Linked DNA regions of Mus musculus: region 2 is linked to region 1. The links are chromatin loops, found by intact Hi-C in ENCODE. Cell type or tissue: heart. All regions are shown on one strand. Links, peaks and the distances in the headings refer to the core of each region. The heading gives the core; the rest is flanking DNA.

Evidence for each region. Hi-C counts contacts between places; a loop is a spot of excess contacts. Peaks named below come from ENCODE experiments on the same cell type or tissue, not always from the same donor. Only the 100,000 strongest peaks of a DNase experiment are listed, where the experiment ranks them.
Region 2: it touches region 1 in a loop (2.4-fold over the local background); 2 of 42 quality-filtered maps call a loop at or near these places.

What each region holds. Positions count from the first base shown.
Region 1 is chr13:37,989,899-37,999,517 of GRCm38, reverse strand. Ssr1 (signal sequence receptor, alpha) reads left to right here and starts at 5,310. Exons shown (of 8, transcript NM_025965.4): 1 at 5,310-5,513; 2 at 7,409-7,521. The coding sequence starts at 5,435. In heart, for the core only: no CTCF peak of the experiment used is centred there; a DNase peak (open chromatin) is centred at 5,287; H3K4me3 peaks cover 2,523 bases; H3K27ac peaks cover 2,322 bases.
Region 2 is chr13:38,522,003-38,531,621 of GRCm38, reverse strand. Txndc5 (thioredoxin domain containing 5) reads left to right here and starts at 3,138. Exons shown (of 10, transcript NM_145367.4): 1 at 3,138-3,434; 2 at 8,144-8,293. The coding sequence starts at 3,214. Gm31834 (a long non-coding RNA gene) reads right to left here and starts at 3,719. Exons shown (of 2, transcript XR_382215.4): 1 at 1,660-3,719; 2 at 1-1,315. In heart, for the core only: no CTCF peak of the experiment used is centred there; DNase peaks (open chromatin) are centred at 2,781, 3,121 and 3,651; H3K4me3 peaks cover 2,968 bases; H3K27ac peaks cover 2,305 bases.

The DNA of each region.
Region 1 (9,619 bases), core at 1,620-9,619:
TGTTCTCTCTCTGCCCATCCCCCTCACTGCTCGAAGTCTGATCCAGAAGTGCATTCTTGTGTTCCCAGGCTTTTCCTCTCTGGCCTCTATCTTCCTCCTCCTCCTCCTCTTACTCCTCCTCCTCCTCCTCCTCCTCCTCCTCTCAGTTCTGCCCAGGGTTTCTTGCACTTAGCCCTGGCCTTCAAACTGCACCTGACCACTCTCTTCCCTCTCACCAGGGCCTTCCTTCCCATTCTGTAAGGGAAGTGTCCTGCGAGCCCTCATAGAGACCCAAAGCAGATAGGACTGACACCGTAGGTAGTGTATCCGAAGCTTAGTGGTCAGTACTTAGTAGTCCTGCAGAGAGTAGTAGTAGTAGTATTAGTAGTAGTCCTGCACAGAGGTTTGAGTCTAGAGCCTGGAAAAATGAGTGCTGGATGTTGGACGGTGTTTTCTGTGAGCTTCTGTTTTTCTGCCTGGTCCCAGGTCCCAGAATAATGACTCGGAGACTTAAATATATTTACAAATGCCTTGGCCAAGTGCTCTGGATCGTTCCAAGACTAGCTTATAAGTTAATCATCCTGTTATAAGTTCTGCCATGTGGCTGGTTACCTGGTCCTCAGTTACATGCGACCGTCTTCCTCTGTGTCTGGGGCCGAATCTCTCTTCCCTTATGCCTGTCTCTCCCCCAGAATCCTCTCTCTGTACCAGAACTTCCACCTCCCTGTTTCCTGCCTAAGCTAATAGGACAACAGCATTTTTTTATTGACAAGTGATTCTTCCATACAGTACAAGATATTATGCAGCTGGAGGGAGAGGGAAGCCTTATAGGAGCGTCACTGGATTTAATGGCACAGTTAAAATCCAAGCCTACTTGGACTACATTGAGAAGAAAACTGCAAAATGAGACATGAGACTGAGAGGAGAGGCCTCCGAGCCGTCAGTTTTGAAAGGTGGTATTAGAGGGAAGTGGATGTTGACGGGGTGATGATACTGAGCAGCCTTCACTGTGGTGTAGAGAGGGATGCTCTAAAACCACGTCTCTACACAGGGGCTGCCATCTAGACTGCAAAGGATGACTGGCTTTCGATTGGCCTATAAACATTTTATTGCAAGAGAAAGGAGGGCAGAGCCTGAGGGGACAGAGGCAGGTTAAGTGGTGGGTTTTGTGGTGATCAGTCTGGTGGCTGGATTGCCCATGCTCTTTTTGAAGTGTGGGCTAGGGAAGGAATGGAGGCTCTGCTGCTAATTGCGGAGCTGCCAGGACAGCCTCATTTTCTGTTCCCTTTTCCCACGGACATTTCCCCCTCCTGAGAGTATACAGCAGAAAAATTTAATTCTCCTCAGCTCTTTGCCACATGAAAGAACTTAAGTATTTGTTCATACGCAGTAAACACAATTGTTTCAACTGATATATTATTGGGCATATCCTAAAAAGCAGACTATAAATTTAAGGAGAAAAGATGTAAGAACATCAAAATCATTATCCCATTGATTCACCAAGTATTTCTGAGCTGGGCTTGAGGATATTCTCCTATAGTACTGGCGCCCGGGAGGCTGAGGCAGGAGAGTTCAAGGCTTAAGGCCAACCTGGGGCTATACAAGATGGCCCTGCCTCAAAACAAAATGAAGTTCTCTCATGTCAGACTGTTTTCTGTGTCATGGTATATTGACATCCAGGAGACCCAAGAGCTACGGATTGTGTGAGAAGACAGGAAATGCTATGAGGGGTGACTTGAGAGGAAGAGGAATTGGGGGGGAGGGGTTGGGAGGATGGATGCTAGGAACCAAACTTGGGTGGTCTGGAAGAACAGCCCTCTCTCCAACCCAAGGGTTGTAATTTTAAAGCAGGTCAGGGTTAAGGGCAGAAGGTGAGGGATGAGAGAAGTTCTGAAGGACATGCAGTCACCTGGAGGGTACAGAGGCTCATGGCCTTTTCATGGTGCTGAGGCAAACATAAGTATAAAGGGAAGTGATTGTCTGCTCCCACAAATTATAAAGGAATCAAATGACCAAAGCAGAGATCTGTCTCAACAGTGCCAGTGTGATCACCCTGGATGTCCCATGTTTCTAGAAAACAAGATACCTTCCAAAAGATGGGTCAGAGGTTGCGGGGAGACAGGGGTCCTGAGGAGGCTGAAATTAGTAGATGGGACTTTGCAATAAAGGCTGTGTCGTGATAACTCAACCTGCTCTGAGCTGCTCATGTCAGAATGTTCTGTTGCTGTGAAGAGACACCATGACCCAAGACAGCTCACACAAAAGAAAGCATGTTGTTCAGGTTTGTTTACAGTTTCAGAAACTGAGTCCACTCTCATCAAGGCAGAGAGCATGGCTATACACAGGCAGAATAAAGATGGAGAGGTGCTACATCCTGATCCACCGGCAGGAAGAGAGAACTGGTCCTGGGAAGCTTTTTAAACCCCAAAGCCCACCCGCAGTGACATACTTTCCCCAACAAGGCCACACCCACCCCAACAAGGCCCCACCTCCTAATCTTTCTCCAATAATGCTACTAAGCATTTCAATATATGAGCCTCTGGGGGCCAATCTTATTCAGGCCACCACAGCTTTTTGTTTGTTTTTGCGGTTTCAACAAACTTGTCCTTGTGTAGCAGTAGTTAGTTAACCACTCTGTGCTCCCAACAGGTTGCACACCCACACCTGCCCAAGAGGTATCGGGATTCTTGAATGAAAGATACACACACACACACACACACACACACACACACACACACACACACACACACACTCCAGTTAATTTTAATGTGTCTTAACGGCTGGGTGTTTCTAGTCTCACTGCTAGCAAACACTCCCCTCCGGTACTCCTCAATTAAGATCTTTTAAAATCTATATTTCATCTCTGCTACCCCAAACACAATTGGGGAAGTGGCCTGTGTCAGTGGGCCTTTAGGTCTGATCGTTCTTCTTTCTTCTTCTCATGCCAATCTCTGCTTCTTTTCTCTGTTTTGTTTCCAACCCTGTGCCAATCTCAAAGTCTCATTTCAGTCTGTCTGCCTAGCCATTGGCTGTTGGCTCTTTATTGATCCATCAGAAACCAGTTGGGGACAAGGACCTTCAGCATATTCCCGACTTGGGAGACTGGATTAATTCAAAGCATTAAAACCAATTCCCAAATTTCATCCTTTCTGTCCAAATTAAAAAAAAAACTCTTAGACATAATTTGAGCATAACCATAACACGTAAATTACAAAGTATGATATACAATTAACATCCAGTCCATCATATTTATTAACTATATACAGTATTTTACCTTTTACCCTAACTTAAAGAGCTTACCATTCTATACCTGAATTATGTTCTGATTTTAGCTTGTATTATGTCTTAGTCAGGGTTTCTATTCCTGCACAAACATCATGACCTAAAAGCAAGTTGGGGAAGAAAGGGTTTATTCAGCTTACATTTCTACATTGCTGTTCATCTCTCAAGAAAGTCAGGACTGAAACTCAAGCAGGTTAGGAAGCAGGAGCTGATGCAGAGGCCATGGAGGGATGTTACTTACTGGCTTGCTTCCCCTGGCTTGCTCTCTTACAAGCAAGTCCCAAGACTACCAGCTCAGGGATGGCATCACCCACAATGGGTCCTACCCCCTTGATCACCAACTGAGAAAATGCCCCACAGCCTGATCTCTAGGAGGCATTTCCCAAACTGAAGCTCCTTTCTCTGTGATAACTCCAGCTTGTGTCAAGTTGACACCCAAAACCAGCCAGTACACATTACCATCTGAAAAACATCCTTTCAAATCTATATCATCTCTTTCAATGCTAAACAACTTAAGTTTGCTTGTGAGACTATAATTAGTCTTCAACCCCATCAAATATCCAAGATCCTCGTATTTAACCCGGGAGTGTCTCCTGGCACAAGAAACTGACAAGGACTGTAACTGAGGGGATGGTACAGAGACACTGTCCTTGTACCGAAGATCTCACTGTCTCCCTTTCTGAGGTCTGACTTCAGGTGGTGGCACTTCTGACTCCTTAATGTTCATAGAATTTATAGACAGTCTCTTTCCCCTGTTCAGGTCAGACATGTGTTCATCTGATCTGAACCTACTGGGGTTAATTAAGTTGAGATATGGTCTGTGACTTCCACTTCAGTCATCTTCAACAATTCTGAGGGGAGTTTATTTGTCCCTCTGTGGCTCAGAGGCTCCAATGATCCTGGTGGCTGCTTAACCTGTGTAGTGGTTTGAATGAGAACTGCCCCAGTAGGCTTGTGTTTGAATGTTACATCCCAGTTGGTGGAACTGTTTGGTAAGGACTTATGTGAGGAGGTGCATTGTTGGGTGTGGGCTTTGAGGTTTCAAAAGTCCGTACCATTGGACTTACCTCTCTGCCTTGTCCTTTGGGGCTGAACATATAAGCTCTCAGCTTCCACGTTAGCACTGCCTGCCTGCTCCCATTCTCTCTGATGCGATGGTCAGGAACTCACCCTCTGAGACTGTAAACAAGCCTACAAATCAAACACTTTCTTTTATAAGTTGCCTTGGTAATGGTATCTCTTCACAGCAACAGAAAAGTAACCAAGACAGTCCCTGAATCAGGATTGTGGCTGGAGGTTCTCAGCGCAGCCACTACATCCCGAGTGTTTCACACTGACCAGCTGAAGTTGCCAGAAATATGCCAGAAGTGAGATCTTTGGCGTAGAAACTGCAGAAAGGCTAGGTAATTGCTAAGTTTGGGTTGTTAAGAAAAATTACAGAACTGAACCTCTAATGATCAGAGTTCAAGCCCAGAACCCATCTAAAATGTGGAGAGAATCAGTTCCCTAGAAGTTGTCCTTTGACTGACCTTTACATCTATCTGTGCACTGGCAATTATACACCAGAGAGACAGTCAAATTTAAAAGAATAAAACTCCAGAACTCCGATTGTTTATTGCAGGGGGGGTAGAATTTTGTGACAAGGTATTAACTCTGTAGCCCAGTCTTGCCCCGAACTCGCTACATAGCCCAGGCTGGTCTCCAGCTCGCTGCAATCCTCCTGCCTCCATCTCTCAAACTCTGGGGTTACAATGTGAGACATCACTTTCGGCTTTTTATTTTTATTTATTTATTTTGTCGTTATCCATATCCTTTACTTTCTGTCTTTCAACTGCCACACATGCGGGAAGTTTCCACTCCTTGGCCCCTCAAAGCAACGGGGGACAAAGCGATGCTAAGCATCTGGAAGAGATAAGCCTGCTCAGCTAGGCTCTCGCGGGAGCCCGTAGGCTCCCCTGGTCCCCGCCACCGCCGGCCACGTGATCTCCCGGCCCGCAGGCCCCGCCCCTGGGCGCTTAGAGGCCACGTCGACGGTGGCGGGGAGGGGCGACGGATGGCGCGCGTGCGTGCGTGCCCCGCCCCTCCACCGCGGCCCGGATGAAGAGTAACGCCATTACCGCCAGAGCCTCCGAGAGCCCTAGCGGACCCGCACCGGACGCTGACCGGCCGTACCATGAGACTCCTCCCCCGCCTGCTGCTGCTGTTCCTGCTGGCCTTTCCCGCCGCCGTGCTGCTCCGAGGCGGCCCCGGAGGTGAGAGACGCGGGGCTGGGTTGGGGACCGCGGCCGACCCCCGGCCCGGCTCTCGTGGGCCATGCTATCCCCCGCCCCGGGACCCCCCGCAGCTCGGCGTCCTCAGCGAGCGCGGGCCCGAAGCCCGCGGTCCGCAGGACCCACGCCAGGGTCGGCCTCGCTTCTCCGCCCGCGCTCGCCGCGGGCCGCCCGTCCCCAAGCTCTGCGCTGACGTGTCGCTAGCCACACGCCGGCGCGCCTCCATTCATTCGCCCACTGTAGATTCTTCTCCTCGGCGCGTGGATCGTGTTCGCCCGGCCCCCTCGCTCGCCCATCGCGGTCTGTGTGGACCGCGAGGCTCGGTGTCCAAATCCGTCCCCTTCCTCCGGCTGCTTGTCAGCCGCTACCGTAGAGTATGGCCGGATGGCCTCCTCCTTCCTTTTCTAATTTCTCTCCCCTCCCCTCCCTTTTCCAGCCAGTTTTTGCTGGTTGAAAATATGCTGCGAAAAAGTTATTTCGAGCTTTGTAAGTTTATTCTTTCCAACGATTGACCTGGGCTAAAAACTTGGCAGAATGTAAAAACGTAGAAACTTGTTCCCCCTTGCCCGCCATGTCCATTAATTTTGCTAGTTTATAAAAACAACTAGTTTGAGTGGTCACCAGAAAGAATTCCTTTTCTTTCTCTAAGTTTCTGTGGCCCAGGGCATGAGAAATAACGAGCCATGTTATGAACTCTTTGGCCAAGCACACAGAAGTGCTTGGCTTCTACTTAGTAACTAGTATGACTTTGAATTATAGCTGTTAGGGATTTTGGCTTGGGAGTGTGGTGGTGGGGACATAAGACAGATGTTGAGACCGAGTCTCATGTAGGTAACCCTGGCTGCGTTGTAAGTTGGTGCCCTAGCTAGCACGTCCTTGAACTTATGATCCTTGTGCCTGTACCTCTGGGGTGCTGGGTTTCAGGGTGTCACCACACCCCGTGGATGAAGTGGTGGGGATGAACCCAGGGCTTCCATCGTGCCAGGCATGCAAGGCACATATGCACACTACAACCTTAGACCATTGGGGTTTTCTTTCTTTCTTTAAATCTGGCTTTTGATAAATTACCTGTAAACTATGAATGAACTGTTTTAACTCGGGAAAGTAAAAAGACTTAAAAAAATCATGGTTTTAAAGATAGTGTTTTCTCTTGGGCTTTGCACATGTGGCTGTTCCCACATTTTCCCTCGCTGCTGGATTGCCACATCATCGCTCCCCGAGAAGTGGTAATAAGAACTGCTTGAACTTTAAAGGGCTTTGTAGAGTTTTGCCTGAAAGTGATGTTGTGTGGTTTTTGAGAAAGCTTTGTCAACAAGTCTCTGATTTATAAATTAGCATTATGATTAGCCCTTATTTTTTTTGATATTTTAAATGTCTGAAACTATGCTTGAAGTCATGTGCAAAAATAGTTGGATTTTTTTTCTTTGCTACTAACCACGAAGCTGCCACTATTTATTTTAATTTTTTATTATATTTAGTGTGTGTCTGCCTGTCTGCCTTGTAATATATATCCAGAAGCTAGGAGACAATTTGCAGGGTGCATACCAAGAATCAAACTCACATGGTCAGGCTTGGCAGCAAGTGCCTTTAACCACTGAGCCATTTGGCTTGCCCCGTTTTTTTGTTTTTTTGTTTTTTTTTTGTTGTTGTTGTTGTTTTGCCTTTTTATATTAAAAAGATTCCCATTAAAATTATAATGTAGTAGTTAAGACTACTAGTAAAAAATGTAAATATTTTTTGTGCAGTGGCATTGCTCAACTGACCAGGGAGACTATATTACAATAGGTGGAACATTTTCTTGTCTAGACCTCATGTTTAAAGACAAAGATAAAGGTTAACTGCTCTTTTTTATTTTTTTATTTTTTTTTTATTTTCAGGGTCATTAGCTTTGGCTCAAGATCCTACAGAAGATGAAGAAATAGTGGAAGATTCAATAATTGAAGATGAAGATGATGAAGCTGAAGTAGAAGAAGATGAACCCACAGATTTGGTAAGTTCTCTATACCATATTTAGAATATAGCTGGGTGTGGTGGAGCTTGCCTTTAATCCCAGCACTCGGGAGGCAGAGGCAGGTGGATTTCTGAGTTCGAGGCCAGCCTGGTCTACAGAGTGAGTTCTGGGACAGCCAGGGCTACACAGAGAAACCCTGTCTCAAAAAAACAAAACAAAAACAAAAAAAGGAAAAAAAATAATAATAGAATATATATGATATATTCTGAGTAGAGATTCCAACTAAGAATGTACTCTTTTTATAGGCAAGTTTGCCAATTACCTCTTCAGTTTTATGTGTATGGTTTTGTATGGTACTTGGATGTGAGAGCAAATACTGGGGAGTCCAGGGGCGTTGGATCACAGGGAGCTGAAGTTGCAAACAGTTGTGACCTTTCAGACATGGGTCCCCTGCAAAAGCAGTACTGCTCTGAGCCTCTGAGCTGTCTCCCCAGGGTTGGAATTGGTCTAAGGGCAAGTCACTGAGCATGAGCGCAAGGGCCTTCTGGAGTAGTGGGGAGACAGGGTACACTGAACAAATCAAGATCATGTGCTTCGCTTCCTAGGTCTGTCCTTTTCTGTGCTTGTAACCTGCCATTGACTCCTATGGGGAGACTCTACCATCCATATAGCCAAGTACTGTTCTGGGTACTAGATTGAACAGAGGTTTTTGTTTGCTTGCTTGTTTGTTTGTTTGTTTGTTTGTTTGTTTTTCCCGAGACAGGGTTTCTCTGTATAGCCCTGGCTGTCCTGGAACTCAGAAATCCACCTGTCTCTGCCTCCCAAGTGCTGGGATTAAAGACGTGTGCCACCACTGCCCCGGCTTTTTTTTTTTTTTTCTTTCTTAAAGTTGATATTTTTGGGGGGTTGTGTGTGTGTGTTTAGGGAGCAAGGGTTGAAGAGCAGGAGATAAAATACCTCTATGTAAGTAAGGGTTAGAGAAGATGGCTTAGAAGCTAGCTCTGAAATTTGTGCTCTCCTAATGACAGTAAGAATAACTGGCTCAGTTGGAGAGATGGCTCAGCAGGTAAGGTGCTGACTATTCTTCCAGAGGACCTGGGTTCTCTTCCCCTGCACCCACATAGCTACTCACAAACATCTGTAAGTCTAGTTCCAGGGGATCTGGTGCCCTGTCCTGGCTTCTGTGGATGCTGCTTGCATATGGTCCGTAGATATACACGAAGGCAAAACACCCGTACACAGAAAGCTTTTTTTTTTTAAAAAGGAGCTCAATTGCAACATGCTTCCTGCTAATTTGCTAATTTTATTTCCTGCATCAGTCCTTCGTAGATTTTTTGTTTTCATTTGTATGGACATGCCAGCCACTCAATCGGTGCTTTGCTCTTCTATTAATTTTTGTTGTTGTTGTTAGTGATTTGCTATGTAGGTGCGTAGTGTCTCCTCTGAGTAGAAGACCGTTAATGTGTGTGCTTTCTGTCGATCTGTGCCAAGTTTTCCGTTCTGAGGCTTTGCATCTTCAACCTGTCTCATTACATGAACAGCCTTGATCAGATCAATACATTCCTGTTTCATAGTTGTAAATATTTGACCAAAGTAGTGCTTTGGGTAAGATAATTTAGAGTATATTGGAATTTAATTTAGGATTAAAGATGATGTTTAGGGCTTTGAAATTTGAGCCTACATGATAGTAATGGATTGTATCATTTTTCTGGATTACTTGAACTTTCTGGCACTGGAATGTACTTACTGTGGAGAAAGGCGATCCAAAGGGGAGGAATTAGGTCTTTTTAAGAAGGTGGTCTGAATTTTTCTTATCACAAAAATAAATGGTCAGGATGAGCTGAAAGAGGAAGCAGAAGTACCCTCGATGTATGGAGTTTGTGGAAGAAAGATGACCTCGTAGAGCTTCTGTCCTTCCAGAAGTTACCTCTGGGACAGTGACCTCGGCTTTGGTTGTAACTCCTCTCCAGGTTTCTTATTAGCGACTTACACTCAGCAGTGAAGACATGGGCGAATTGGGAGATTATGGCAGAGGCCTGAGTTGTCTTGAGATTCATACGTACATGCACCCTTGGTCACACTTCCCAGAGCTGGAGGTTAAGGTGGAGGGACACGGTGATCCAGGAGGTGGCTTTCC
Region 2 (9,619 bases), core at 605-8,604, 530 kb before region 1:
GCTGCACTTCTCACAGAATGCCCTGGGGCACAGAGAGTGTTGTAACTAGGTGGCTTCACCATGCACCCCAAAACTGGCACTGGAATGAGCTGCAACCCCATGAAGGCCCATGGTGTGCAGTCATAGGACTGTGGGCCATGATGCCTCTGCTCAGTAATAGCCCCCATGATCATGGGTCGTTTACTTGGGACATCTCCCTGTGATTCTGAGGACCCTCTCAAGGAAATCAGCTTCTGAGAGGAGACAAATAGGACTTCCCATTTATTCATTTCATAAACATGAGTCCAATACCTGCTGGGCGTCAGACATCTTCTCAACTCTGTGGAGCTTACACACTGAGCAAGGGCTGCTGCGGAAAGGAAAGGGTATGGCAGAAACTAATGCTCCCATCAGAGAGACACAGTGCAAGAGTTCTCTCCTTCTCGGGTCAGACAAGTTCTTCGTAGTGAAAGGTTTGTGGTGCTGTCTGCGTTGGAAGTGTGTACAGCTATGGGGATGAATGAGGTCTGAGAGAGAGAGAGAGAGAGGGAGAGAGAGAGAGAGAGAGAGAGAGAGAGAGAGAGAGAGAGGATGAAGGTGAGTTGGAGGCAAAGCTCTGAGCCTTTAATAGAGAAGCCAAAAGGATGGCAGACTCAGGTGGAGTTCCTGTCATTGTATCAATGCCGCAGAGAAACAGTCAATAGAGTATTCCTGGTCAGAGTCACATTGACAGAAACAGTAACCATACCAGTAACAGAGAGCCTCCACAACAATTGGCCACTGCAGTTAATACCTGAGACACAAAGAAGAAAAGTATTTGACTGTCAGGCTTGGAGGTTCTGGGCAGTGTTCATAGCCACCTCAGTGCTTTAGACAGCTCCCCAGGGTGGGAATACAGCTCCTCACCTTAGGAGGCAGGGAATGAGTGGTAGGGCTCCTGAGATCGCCTCTGAAGACACACCTTCAATGATCTTAAAACCTCCCACCCTGCATCTAAAAATTCTACCCCCTTCCACTAGCACCACTCTGGAGATAGGTCTCCAACACATGGACCCACAGAGGTTTACATTCAAGACCCAAACCCTAGCACCTTTATCCAGATATTAGAAACAGTAAACATTCTAGATTCCCTTGTATAAAGGGGTTCCTGATGGAAATGTCAAAATCACCAAAGTCACCAGGAATGATGACAGGAAAGGGTTGTTGGGAATTCTGTCATCTGGAAGGCACCACAGTCTTCAGTGAAATAGGAGAGTGTCCTGGGAGGATGGCAAAAACTGCAAGGGCAGATGATGGTGGGATGCTCAGTAGATCCAATATGTCGGGAGCTGAAGGTCTGTGGATAGAAGGGAACACATTGGTAAAGGGTGCTATCTGCCTTTCGTCTCAACTGCACGAGACGCAAGAGTGAAACATCAACCAACAGCCAGCGTTCGAGAGGGCTCCAAGAGCTATGGTCTGTGCTAGTGGTTCTCAACCTTCCTCATGCTGTGACGCTCTAATGCAGGGCCTCATGTTGTGGTGACCCCAACCATAAAACTATTCATTGCTACTTCAAATCTAGGATTTTGCTACTGTTACAAGTCATAATGTTAATAGCTGATATTTGACCCCCAAAGGGATCTGGAACCACACAGCTTTGGGCAGGTGAAAAAGGAGTTGATATTATAAACATAGTACCTTCTGTTGCGATGTCTTAGCAATGAAGTGAGAGAAGTATTGAGGAGCATAAAGCTTTGACCTTGACAGTACAGATGACATGGCAAGAGTTCTTGGATTTCTGGTCACCAGCAAGCCTCACAGGACACGAGGCATGGCAGAGCACATCACAGGAGGCCTTCAAGGACAGCATCAGGGATTTCTATTTTAGTCTGTATGCCAAGGCTACTGGGCAGAGTTGGTGTGCTGGTTCAAGTTGGAGCAACAAATTGCCATAGTCAAAATCACGTGGGCAAAGGATGCTCATAGAACTTCTCCTGCGATGGGCAAGTTTAGGTCTGTTCAGGTTAGGAAAGCCGGAAGAAGCGTTTGGCTGAACTGTGCTTACTCAGAATGTGAGGGCACAAAGGGAGAGAGGGGGCAAGCAAGAGATGCTGCAGTTTGGTGTTTGGAAAACCATGGTTAAACATTTACAGGTGGACGAACCTAACATGAGAATAGTTACAGATGATGTGAGTTTCCCTGCCCCTCCCTTTACCACCACCCCCAACTGTTGCTAACCCAGGCTTTTGGTTTAGGGAGGCTGAGGCTAATAAAGATCAGGTGATTTTCAGAAGTGTTGCTCAGAAGTCCAATACAAGATGGCCATGTACTCTTCTTACTATGCCCGTTGCTTTTTCCCAATAAAAGATCACCATATATATGTCTTATGATGCCAGCTTCCTTTTCATCGGTACAGAGCATAGCTCTAGGACCTCTCTCAAGTGTCTAGTGGTTGTTTCGTTCTCCCTAACTTAGCTCCAGGTTTTCAAGGCAGGGCAGGGAGCTTAGATTGCCACCCGACTTAAAGTTCAAGAGTTGGCGTGGGTCCATGCGCCCCAGCCCAGGCGTTAGCTCTCACCCAGAACAGCTGTTGCCATTCATTTTCCTATCCAGGGTGAGTTAGGGCACACAGGGCACTAGCCAGGGCCTGAAGGAAGGGCCACTTTGACTGCCTTTCCTTTTCAAAGTGAAGGCAGGGCAGGATAACAGAGGAGGTGCTCTTGGGAAGTGGTTTCATCACACCCCCTGAGGCCAGGCCCTCAAATCACAGTTGAGCTTTGGCTAAGAATCTGACTTATGCAAGAGCAAACCCCACACACGTTTGCCTGATTTCCTCCTTTCTGCTGACAGCAGCTCAGCTTGGTCCTAAACTCTCGGGTCTCTTGGTGTCTGATTAGTTATCAACAGAAGCTGCCACTGTTCCATAGCTTGGCAGCTTGGCCTCTTCGTCCCTAGCAGGGAAAGGCTGATGAGGAGCTTGGGAAGGAGAATGAGCTCAGCGGGATGGAAGGGAACCGGACTGAGATAGCGCTGGAGGTGCTGCACAAGGACCCCAGGACCTAAGCGACCTCTTCCTGGTGGCTTTCAGCAGAAGACAGCAAGTTGCTAGGTGAGCCGGCGGGACAGGGGGCGTGGCTCTGCGAGCGGGGGCGTGATTGAGGCGTGGCTCTGCGGTCGTGGGAGGAGCCGGGGCGGGAGCGGCGCCGCGGAGGGGACCCGCGGCACGAGCGAGAGCTCGCCAGCCCCGCCACGATGCCCCCGCGCCCAGGACGCCTCCTCCAGCCGCTGGCCGGGCTGCCGGCCCTGGCCACGCTCCTGCTGCTGCTCGGGGCGCGCAAAGGCGCCCGGGCCCAGGAGGTGGAAGCGGACAGCGGGGTCGAGCAGGACCCGCACGCCAAGCACCTGTATACGGCCGACATGTTCACGCACGGGATCCAGAGCGCCGCGCACTTCGTCATGTTCTTCGCGCCCTGGTAACTGCAGCTCCAGCAGGCCGGCGGAGCCCGATCTGGGACCGGGGACCAGGGACCTGGAGCCGGGGACCGGGGAGAGGGCGCGAGGCCGCGCAGGCTGCGCCGGGGGCGTGGGCCGCGCTCGGGCCTCGCCGCTGACGTGGCGCTAGCCGCCGGCCTGCGAGCTAGGAAGGGCGGGCCCCGAGGGGAGACCCGGAAAAGCCTCTCCACCCCGCCACACTGCTGGAGTCCAGGCATCCCCCGCTTCTGTCCCCTGCCCAGCTCCCCAAACTTCCTGTGCTGGCCGGACGCGGCGGGAGCCCGGCGTCCACGTGCCCTATCCTGAAGGGTTCTTCCTGCTGGCCCATCAATATTGGGTTGGATTGGAAATCTAAGGCCCCCTCAAGATGTGATTGCCCACTTTGTGTGTCGAGGGTAGGAAAAGATAGCCTAGGTCGGGAACTGAGACTTCCCCGGCCCCTGGAGTCCAGCGAGGTGCCAGTTTTGGAGTCTCCGCTGCACGCTGGAGTGGATGTGAGCTGTATTCTCAAGGCCTTTAACTCTTTCACCTCCTGTTCTCATTTGGGGCCCGGTCATTTGGAAAGTGTGAGGTCGAACTGTTCTTCCTAAAAGTCATAACTTCAGGCTTCCATTCTTCGGTTGGGGCTTCCTGGTGCACCTCACTACCCCAAGAATTAGTCTAGACATAGCAGTGCTTTGCTACTGGGGCCTAGATGCTCAGAGAAAGAAGTTCTCCGGTCCACAGCAGAAAGCGGTATTTAGAGCACAGGCTCTTGAGATGTGGGATGTTCTGGCTGTGTTTATTGCTGAGCAAAGTACTCTTCCTCTAGCTCAGTAGGGACTCATTAAGGACAGGGGGTTAAGCAGTTAAGAAAAATGTGCCTGTGGAATCCAATGTAGTCAGTGATTGTATTTTTCTAAAGTGGGAGAAACTTTGCCCATAACCCTAGAGCGGGCTATTACTGCATTTCAATTCGTTTAGTGTTAAATTAACTTTGTGGGGGAGGGGATCATTTTGGCTCACAGCCATTATCAGTTAAGAATGCAGGAATGGGATACACTGTTTTACATTCCCAAGAACAGCCACTTGAGTCTGTAGAACTACCATTGAAAGAAAAAGACTGGGAGTCTGCCACAGTCAGTCGCGTTAATAGTTACTCTGTGCACAAGTCGTCTCAAAGTAGTGATTCCAGTTAAGTACACCACAGGACTTAATTGGAGTTGATTTCGGTGGAATAAATCTAAGGGTTTTTAGTTTTATGAGAAAAGTTGACATGCAGGCAGGGTTAGGTTCTCTGGAGTGCTGATGGAGTTTTAAGTTTAGAATATATGCAATGAATAACCAGCTAGTCTTGGCCAGTTGGGGTATACACCACAGATTCTTTTTTTTTTTTTTAACTCTATGGCTTACAGACGTTTAGGTCGAGGCTGCTCTCTAGGATAAGCCTTCAATTGTTTGCTTCTTGCTATTCTGATAAAAATATTAGAGAGATGTAGGAGCCCACCCATGGCCTTTGAAGGCTGGGTTTTTGATGTTTTAAGGGGAAGTTGAGGCAGGATCTCTCTGTGTAGCCAAGCTGACCTTGAACTCATGACTTTGTTGGTCTCAGCCTACAGAGTGCTAAGATTTCAAAATTTTAAGAACAACATGGTACTCAAGGTAGACTACGCTGGGTCCTCTCCCCACTTCTTTCTCACCGTGAGTGCCTGGAATGTTCACTGTCCATGTGTGATGCTGGGGCAAGGACACTGTGTAGTGATGGCACTGACCTGTCTCTGTATTTGTTCTAAGCTTTGTGGGTGCAGGATTGTCCTCCTGCTGTTGATCTGGTGCCAGCATCTGGTCACACTGAACCTAGGGACAGTTAGGTCAAAGGTAAGGTTAGGTGCCTTTGCTCTGTCACTTGGCTCCAGGCCACATCTGAATACAGCCGGCAGTCTCTGTAGTGCTGTATCCACAAGGGCTCCAAACCAGAAATGCCAGTTAGAGAGAAGCAGTGGACTCTTTAGTCCTCCTGGGTGGGGAGAGGCTTGCCTGTGTGGTGATGACCCCAAGTGGTCAGGTTAACTTGGGTTAGAGGGAACTAAATCTTTATCTTCTTTTTAAATCTTGTATTGTTTTCATAAGAACCCTTTCAAGGGTATAGAGGATGTCTATCTACAACTCTAAACTGAGCATATCTGATCAAATTCCGCTAACATCAGGACAACCCTTAGGAGCTGAAGGGGTTTGCAACCCCATAGGAAGAACAATATCAACCAGCCAGAGCTCCCAGGGTCTAAACCACCAACCAAGGAGTACACATAGAGGGACCCATGGCTCCAGCCGTATATGTAGCAGAGGATGGCCTTGTCGGGCATCAATGGGAGAAGAGGTCCTTGGTCCTGGAAAGGCTCAATGCCCCTGTGTAGGGGAATGCGTGGGTGGGGAGTTGGGAGTGGGTGGGTGGGAGTGCACCCTCATAGAAGCAAGAGGAGGGGGGATGGGATGGGGGCTCCTGGGGGGGGGAATCAAGAAAGGGGATAACATTTGAAATATAAATAAAATATCTAGTTTTTAAAAAAGGAGAAAGAAAGAAAAAGAAAAAGAAAATCCATTAGGGCAGCCACTCATCTATCTTCCAGCAACATCTTATAGCTGGGTTCCTTACCAGCATTAGAACCAATCTGCTTTCTTTGATTAGGCACCAGATGTCATGAGGAGCAAACAGGAACATGGGCCAACTGGGGAGCATAAAGTCCACAGGCCCCATTGTGTACACACTTACGGAGCCGTTGGGCCTCCATTCTTCCTTGCTATCCGCTCTTTCCCTACCCATGACCTTGCTGAACTAACTCATTTTGCTGAGTTCACAGAAGTTAAATCCTCAAATACAGTTTCCCTGTGTGGTACCCCATCCCTCTGCTTCAAGTGCCAAAGTGCTTAGCATGCTCAAGTGTTTGCACCGGACAGTGCTTCCATTCTTGGCACTTGCATGGAATGTATAACTGACAAGCCTTCAGAAAAAGGGGGTGATGCTATATTTGGGCTTTTATGTGTTTACATAGTTTATTTTTATGTATGCACATGTGTACATCTCTGTGGGTTTGGGTGCCATGTGTGTTGAGGAGGTCAGAAGATGGTGTCATATTCCATAGAACCAGAGCTACAGGCATGGGGACCTGCCTGATGTGGGTGCTGGGTTCTCTGAAAGAGTAACACATGCCCTTAATTACTGAGCCTTCTCTATCCTGTTTTATTTAGGCCTTTATAAAGCAGGGATTTGTCTTAGTTGCCCAGGAAAGCCCCGCCAGGAAGAGACATTAGCTTTATGCTGACTTTCCAATGCCGCCTTCAGATGCATGCATTGGAAGTCAGGTAAAAAAAGAAGCTTAAAGATTTTATTGAGAATGTATTTGAGAGCAAGCTCACAATTGCCAGTGCCTTTCACTCTTGTAAGTGAGCTTTTTTTTTTTCCCCCAAAAAAGGATTCTTTTAAAAGGCATTGGAGCAATTAGTTATGTAATAAACACAAACAATTTGTTTGTTAGGTAAAGAAAGAAAGGAAAATCAGTTCTGTGCCATAATGCTGTGTGGTATGCACTCATTCAAAACGCCAATGTGCTATAGCATACATGTGATATACATGCAAGATGGTGGCCAGCCCTGTCCTTTAGATCCCGTGACAAGAGATATGCTGTAGTGAAGTGTGAAGAGAGGCAAGAGGCCACAGTCTTGCTAGCATTGTTTTAAATGATCAATTATATACAAATGATAGTCATAGACAAACACTTTAAAGTGTTTGTATATAACTAAACTCACATAGTCAACACGAGACATTTGATCCTACCAACTGCAGATGTCCAGCTTACCACCAACTCTTCTGTAATGATAGATAGTTTGGAGCACTGGGGATGTAGCTCCCATGGTACAGTGTTTACCGAGCATGCATAAAGCCCTGGTTTGATCTCCAGCATTCTGCATACTTAAAATCCCAGCACTTAGAAGGTGAAGGTAAGAAAGTCAGAAGTCCGAGGTTATCCTCAGCTACATAGATAGCTCAAAGCCAGCCTTGGATAACCAAGACCTGTCTAAATAAATACAAAATTTAAATGTACATATTTTAAGGCTTTTGATGGGACAAGGTGCAGAGCTGATAATTCTTGAAATTGCTTTGTATTTGCACTCATTTGGTTACATAGTGGAGGAGGCCTTTCCTTATAAATAAACAGTTACAACAGAGCGTAAAGCTGGTTGGGCGAGCAGGGAAGACCACCAGAAAAGGAGGAGGAAATGAGAATGGATTCCAAGTCTCCTGAGAGAGACAAGGAAGTCTTCTTGGAGGAAGTGATGCCAAACTAGATCTGAAGGAAACTTAGAAATCAGCCTGATAGACTTTAGAGCAGGTCTCAGTAGGGTGACGGCATACCTTGAGCTCCAGGGGCACAACAAGCTATACGTTCCAGGAAACAGAAATATCACACGTTTACTCGGAGGTCAATTAAAAGTCTAGGAGGCAGGGTCTGGCATAGAGGTCAAAAAAGAATACTAGGGCCAGTGGCCTCCTGATTTAGATTAATGTAGAGAACAGTGTCGTTGTGAGGTATCTGTCTGCTGCAGAGAGAAGAAAGAGTGGGGATTTGCTTGCTCAGTGGGGAAGACTGAAGTAGTACATTTGGACACCCTGGGAACCGAGGCTCAGTGTGCCCTTCTCCTGGCTTCCCTGTAGGTGTGGACACTGCCAGCGGCTGCAGCCAACTTGGAATGACCTGGGAGACAAGTACAACAGCATGGAGGATGCCAAGGTCTACGTGGCCAAAGTGGACTGCACGGCTGATTCCGACGTGTGCTCTGCCCAGGGAGTGCGAGGATACCCCACGTGAGTAAGGAAGGGCTGGGCTTTCTCCATGTGTGGGTCTATGGCCAAGGCACGTTCAAGCTCAGCTTCTGGTAACTTCCTTCCTAGATCCCAGGCGCTGAATGTAAGCAGGTGTGCCCTGCTATTAAAACAAGACTGTATTGAACACTGTTGGTTGTAGACATCTTTTGAACTTTGCATGGGGAAAGCCTTAACTAATTCTGGTTGGCTTTTCCTGTTGCTGAGAAAGAGAGCATTTGCAGTGCAGTAGTGGGGTCTGGCTGCCCGAGGTCCAGCTACAGGTGATGCGTCACACAGCCGGCTCAGACTTTGTTAGCACTTTTGGTTTGACTTTCTGCTTTGAACGGTTATCACTGCTGAAGTTTTTCTTTTGTTCAATTAACATAAAGTCTGTTGGGAAGGAGGGTGACAAACTAGAGTGCAGCAGGCATGTACATGGCTTTATGACACAAATTATGACTGTCTGCTTCAGTCTAGATGAGTCCCCCCAAAACCCAGCGGTGCTGCGAACCTTCTATAAGCAGAGCTTATACAACCTTTAGGAGGTGGGACCAAGTGGGTGGCAATTCACTGAAACTATGTCCTTGAAGGAGATATTGTGATCTCGGTCCTGGTTGGTTGGTTTGTGTCAGGTCTACTGTGAGGAGAGGGGCCTGTTAGGTTCTATCCTGCTGTGTAGACCAAAGGCAACAAATTCAAGTATCTCATGGCCCCAGTTGCCCAAAACAGGGAGTCACAATACACTGTTTCTTTTTCTAAGCTGATGATCTCAGATCCTTTAACAACAGAAAGCTGACAAACTGGCTTCTTAAGAGGATATCTCAGGCCTGTTCTGTTGCTGTATTTGCATTGCAGACTGGATAATTTACACAGGGCTAAAGCTGAAAACCACAGAAAGTGATTTCCCTACCGTTCTGGACGCTGAAGGTGCTGTGAAGGCCAAGTTCCTTCCGAAACTGGTTTTGGAAATCTTTTTGTGCTTCTTTCTGGCTTCTCCTGCTTTGCTGGTGTCTTGGTTTTCTGTTACTGTTGCAAAATACTCAAGATATTTAGAGGAAAGTTACATAGTAAGTTCCTGGCCAACCTGAACCAGAGTGAAACTTTGTGTCAATCTCCTCCCTCTCAAAAGAGGAAAGGCTTATTTGATTGACAGTTTGAAGGGGTCAGGCCATGGTCAGTTGTCAAAGTTGCTTTTGGGCTTGCAGCAGGGTGGCTTTGGCCATGGTGTGATAGAGCACTTATTGTTAGTCGAGCAGCAGAGAGAGAAGGGAGGGGAGGGGAGCCCGGGTCTCAGTATCGTCTTTAAGAGTACACCCCCACCATGAC